2 separate regions of the Homo sapiens genome follow, and region 2 is linked to region 1. Evidence: chromatin contacts called from ENCODE Hi-C or POLR2A ChIA-PET data. All regions are on one chromosome and are shown on one strand. The core of a region is the stretch at or near the end of the contact, and the rest is flanking DNA. Distances in the headings are between cores, read along the strand shown.

The links. A loop is a pair of places that touch in the nucleus more often than their neighbours do. ChIA-PET counts read pairs that join two places held with the same protein, here RNA polymerase II (POLR2A). Pooled maps may share reads with other maps.
Region 2: a loop to region 1 is called in a pooled map, with 4 times the contacts of the local background. The contact joins the promoter of SLC7A6 here to the promoter of NUTF2 in region 1. A Hi-C loop is called at or near these places in 5 of 50 pooled maps. POLR2A ChIA-PET finds 5 or more read pairs at or near these places in 2 of 52 experiments (GM12878 and OCI-LY7).

Annotation. Positions count from the first base shown.
Region 1 is chr16:67,845,558-67,848,257 of GRCh38, reverse strand. NUTF2 (nuclear transport factor 2) reads right to left here and starts at 1,325. Exons shown (of 5, transcript NM_005796.3): 1 at 1,273-1,325. It overlaps CENPT (centromere protein T), which reads left to right and starts at 565. Exons shown (of 16, transcript NM_025082.4): 1 at 565-857. RefSeq lists an enhancer at 440-549 and silencers at 1,020-1,369, 1,570-1,839.
Region 2 is chr16:68,263,093-68,265,792 of GRCh38, reverse strand. It overlaps SLC7A6 (solute carrier family 7 member 6), which reads right to left and starts at 1,267. Exons shown (of 11, transcript NM_003983.6): 1 at 1,217-1,267. It overlaps LOC124903704 (a long non-coding RNA gene), which reads left to right and starts at 1,336. Exons shown (of 3, transcript XR_007065096.1): 1 at 1,336-1,425; 2 at 2,379-2,606. RefSeq lists an enhancer at 1-729 and a silencer at 1,102-1,381.

The DNA.
Region 1 (2,700 bases), core at 76-2,575:
ATCAACGCTTTACATGCCATCTCTCCCCTAGTCCCAAGGTCTTCTCTGGACTGGTTCCTTAATTTACCATCTCTCAATCAGAAGCGCCTTTACAAAGGATATCAGGATAGTATTTTTTGGTCAAAGATAACTCTTCCCCCAGAACTCAGTAGGGTCTCTGATGGCATCAGTAAGGGCAATTTCATAAAGCAACCAGGTTCCTGCCTGTTTACAGGCAGCTCCAGTTGTTGGGAAGTGAGCAAGCAAGTGAGGGGAAGCCAGACTTTCTGGAGCTTCCAGCCCTAGTTCTGCCACCCAGGCTTCGGGAGGGCCCCACAAAGTCTGAAATCTACGTGCCCCACCCCCCAAAGCCCCTTCCAGCCCAGGTTCTGGTTTAGCACTAGGCTCAAGAACCTCAGGCCTGAATTCTACTTCCCGTGCATTAAGTCCCACCTTAACATCCCATTCTTATGAAGTCATCCTGTCCTGCGGGGCAATTCTGTGTTGCTGCTGGGGCCTGGTCACTGATAGAGAAGGGCGTGGGCTGGGCCTACCCGGCAGGAGCCGCCTCACCCCATCAGGCCCAGATCCTCTAAGACAAGACAGGGATAAAGTCTCCCGTGGAATCCCCTCCCGCCTCATATTCCCTGACCCTGCCCTCCCTGCGAGAACTCCAGTCCGGGCTCCACAAAGGGCGCGGTAAGAAACGTACACTTCCGAGGGGCAGACAAGGAGGGGGCGTTCACCTACACCCCGGCCGGGCTATGGTCGGGAACAGGGTGAGGGGCCCAAGCCCCGGCTGCGGCAGGCGGGCGCCCTTACCCATGCTGACTCTGGAGCGGGCCGGGTGGCGCTGCCCATCCCCGGATCCTTCGTAGGTGGGTAGCAGGACGTGGGGCTGGGGTCTGCCCGCTAGCCAGCCTGCAGAGCTTGCGGGGCTCGCGCAGGCCGGGCCAGGCTAGACGGGGCGGGGCCCTAAGGCCCCATCCGGACGGTCCTGACTAGAGAAAAAGGCCTGGCCATGGCGCAGGCCGGTGCACCAGCCACCAGCACGGTACGGCCCAGATAGGCGCCCGGCTGGCTCTCTGTGCGTTACCCCCGGCCGCCGCCTCACAGGACCGGCGGGAGGCGGAGCCGCGCGCGACACATGGCCCGGGCCCCGCGCGGCTTCGGGCCGCCGGGGGGGGGGGAGGGGAGGGGCCGCCCGGGGACTCTCAGCGGAGCCTCCCGGCAGCCCAGAGAGCGGCTCCTGCGGCCCAGCCCCCGCCCCGGCGTGCTGGCCCCGACACTCACCCGAGGGGCTGGCACGATGGCGGCAGCGGCAGCGGCAACCCAGCGCGGTCTGCGGCCGACTGTCCCTTCCCCCCTGCCTTCCTTCGCCCGCCCCGCTGCACTCTGGGAGACGCAGTCCCACCGCCCCCCCTTTCCGGCATGAGCGCGCCGAGAGAAAACTACAATTCCCGGCGTGCTATGCGCGGAGGCCCAGACACGGCCCGCAGCGCGGGAGGTGAGGCTAAGCCAGGGAGGGAGGCTGCCGGGGCAAGCCCCTGAGAATTGTGGTCTAGCGGAAGCCTCTGGAACACTAGAGGTTGGCGCCAGGCTAGGGTCAGGGCTCAGTTGTCTCCTGGTCTCAGCTGGCTCGGCCCCGCCCAGTCTGTGCACTGGGGTGGGGGTTGGCCCCGCCTCCGTGGGAGCCCAGCCCGGCCCCAAGCTGGCCCAGCTGCCCCTCCCTGGGCCCCTGGGCCGTTTCCGCTCACGAAACCCCCTCCCCTTGGGGCTATGGCTGCCGCTGTTACTCTTCCGAGCTGTGTGGCCTTAACCAGCCCGGGCGGAACGCACAGCTCCTGCAATCCCAACATTCGTGCGCCTGCACCTCGGCGAGTCGGGCCCAAAGCTGGTTTCGAGCAGGCTAGGCTATTCTTGGGCCGGAGACTCAAATGTCCCTCAGGTGGGGCTTGGTTGGAGAGGTTACCCTCAAACTTCTACAGTCAGGGGTCCCCCCAAAACATTCTGTAAGGTTTTTTTGCAGCAGATAGAGCAGCTAAGTGTTTCATTTTTATTAATGAGGAAAGAGAAATGACTGACTTACCCAAAATTTCGCTGTGATTTAAGTGACCAGATTGTAAATAGTTCTCTTCCTACCCATTGCCCTTTCCTTTCAACGCCCATTTGTTTTCTTGGTAACACAAACATTTGTGGTAAGGCCAGTCTCTAGGTCAGACCTGTGCTTGGCAAAGAGATCTGCAGCCAACTTGGGGTACCACAGGTAAGGGAAATGGCTACAAGGCCTCTCCAGGCAACTCCTAGCCTTCCTTCCTGGCCGGAGGTCTCTCAGTACTCCTGTTCTTCCACAAGAGTTTTGCACCTTCCCCCACCCACAGGCTACCCCTCCAAGAGATGGCTGGTAAGACCGGACCACACTTCTGTTTTTTAAATCTCAGGTCTGTCAACACTACACTTTGCCTGACTAGATGCTTATTACTCAGCTAGTGAGAACTCTGCATTGCCCCGCTTATACATCTGCATCTGGGATCTCCCTTGCTCTGTGAACTGTCTTCTTCTCCCTAAGAAGCCAAAACACTGCCCATAACCTCCAGACACCAGGGAGGGTCCAGGGAGTACTGCTGAGAGCCTCAAGGGAGCCAATGCAGAAACAGCAGAAGTCCCTTCAATAAATAGGAGCTCAAGGATACACTGAAGAGCATGGCTGGATCCTGGAAA
Region 2 (2,700 bases), core at 18-2,517, 420 kb before region 1:
CTGGTGGTTTTCCACACACTTGCCAGGAAAATAAACTCCAGTGTAACGACTTGAATAACGATCTGAGATCAAAGTTGGGAAGCAAAAGCCGTCTGCGCAGCACACATGGGACCTGAGTAATGCAGGCAGCCTGGGCAGGTCCCCAAAAGGCCTCACCGCCACCAAAAAGAGGTGGAACTGATATAAGGAAGTACTCACAGCCTTTCAAGTCTGCTCCTCCCAGATCTGAAATCTGGGAGCAGTTCTGAGAGACAAGCCCCGGATGGCTGGGCACTGAACAGCCGCCCTGCGAGATGAGCTGCCCTGGCTTTTTCCCCTATCAAGGGCAGAGACTGAATTCTTTTTAACTGTGTCACCAAGCCCAGGGCATACAAGAGGTACTCAAAAACGTGTTCGCCGACACCCTGATTCCTATTTATACTGACCATTACACAACATGTTTGCTTAGAGCCCAGCAAAGAATTTTCAGAATGTTTCACGTCTATCTCCCCACATTCAGGAGAGATAGTCACACAAGATGACAGGCTATAGGGACGCTCAAAAGAGCCATAATCACCAGGGGCACGCGGGTTCCCCAGCGCCAGCAGCCCAACGCTCCAGGCTCCAGCACGCCACAAAACCTTGCGGCATTCTCTAAAGTAAAAGGACTGATTTTAAAATGATAATCGTCATTCTTGCGACAGCCCCAGGAAGCCTGGCTCCTGAGGTCCTGAGCCCGCGTCTTTCTTTGCCCCACCGCGGCCGCCACACAGCACAGGTTCTCCGTCCTGCAGTCGGAGGCGCAGTCACAGCCCCACTCAGGGTCACCGTCGCACAGTCTCACGCTCGCGGCGCGGCCCGCGCACTCAGCGTCCCGGTCACCCTCGCACCTGGGGTTTCCCTCTCCACACACACCCCCGGTCTCCCTCACACTCGCCGCGTCGCCAGCACACCCCAAGACTGGCTCCCTCGCGGTCACCATCAGCCTCCGGGGCTCGCACCCATACAGCGTTTCTCCCACACTCGGCCCTCACGCTCGAGGTCCCTCTCTCCTCGTGGCGCCCCCCCTCACCCGCAGCGCCTCTCGCGCGGCCCCGATCGGCCAGCCCCGCGCTGTTTCTGGGCCGCATCCCGCTCCCGACGGCGGCAGCGAAGACCCACAGGGTTCGGCTCCCACAGAACGCGGCCCAGCCCCGGCCCCGCTCCCGGCGCGCCCGCCCATGGCCCAGCCCGTTACCTCCCAGTGGCCCGGCGCCGCCAGGATGCTCGGTCGCGCCGCCGCCGCCGCGGCAGCTCAGGCCCCGCCCCGCCACGTCACCCGCCGCCGGATCGCGACAGCGCGCGCCGCGTCGGGACACAGTTCCGTGCGGGGCCAGCTGGCGGCGGCGCTTCCGGGCCCCCGTGGCCGCCACGGCCTGGCCGGTACGGGGTCCGCCGGCCCAGAACGTGAGCGTGGACGCCAGACAGCCCCCAGCTGCCTCGTCAGGGCTCGAGCAGCCCGTGAACTGGGCCCGGCCACGCTCGCCGCCCTGGAGTTAGATGGGGCCTCCGAGGGCGTCCACAGCGGACATTCCCGCGGGGAGCTCTCATCGGCCCCCGCACCCCGTTCCTATCTCGCACTTGACCTGGGCCCGACGCCCAGGGCGCCCCCTACAGCTCACACAGGGATCCAAACGGCCTCCGCCGCCGGGCCACTGCCACTCGCAGTCTAGGAACCCCAGGAAGACACACACTCTGGGGACTTGTCCAAACACACGCACAGCTCAGACTCGTAGCCCTTGAGGCCCCCGCACCCACAAAGAAACTGCAGGCTCCCTTTGCCAACCCCAGGCCTCCCTGGGGCTCTGTCCTCATCTTCCCAAGAGGGCTGCCACCCCTCTTGGGGGAGCTGCACCTCCTGCCCCCCCTCTTGGGGGAGCTGCACCTCCTGCCCCCTTCCCCTCCCTCTGTTTGCTCCTCCATCTTTCTCTCGAGTTCCTTTTCCTCTGGTGGCTCTGGGGCTCTCTGTCTAGAGCCTCCTGACCTCATGGGCGCCTGAGCCCTCCTCCGAAATTTCCTGTCCACACCTCAAGCACTGACTTTCTCCAGGGCCCTGGAATCTTTTCCCCCAGCCTTATGACCACAAGTACACGTCCTCTGGTTCCAGACCATACCCAAGACCCTGCTCCCTGCCACCCAGTGACAGGGACCCAGCCAGAGATGGGTAGCACCTCAGACCCTTCCTCCCCACTCCTCCCACGGCCTATACCTCGTTTTCTTCTCCCCAGCCACAACGGCTTCTCAATCCCTATCCTGCTCCCCTTACCCCATCTCCACAGAGTAGGGGATGCTCCTAGAATACAGATTGCGATGACTTTGTATCTCCCCTGCCTAAAACCCTTCCATTCTCCTCTCTGCAGGCCTGGGATGACAATACTTGAGGAATCCTCGCTGGTGCTGCCCTCCTGCCCTCTGCTTGGAACCCCTCCCCTAAGTGTCAGTGAGTGGACGTATATATTTGGATCAATCGAGTTGCACCCTTTGCCTCCCAGATCAGTTCCTCCGGCCTCCCTGGCTGAGCAGAAGGACAGCTCTGGACACTTGTGTCAGCACCCAGCCCACGTGTCCCTGCCACAGCTTCATATAAGGTATGCCGGCTCAGCCGGGCCTGGTGGCTCACGCCTGTAATCCTACAACTTTGGGAGGCTGAGGCAGGCAGATCACCTTGAGGTCAGGAGTTCG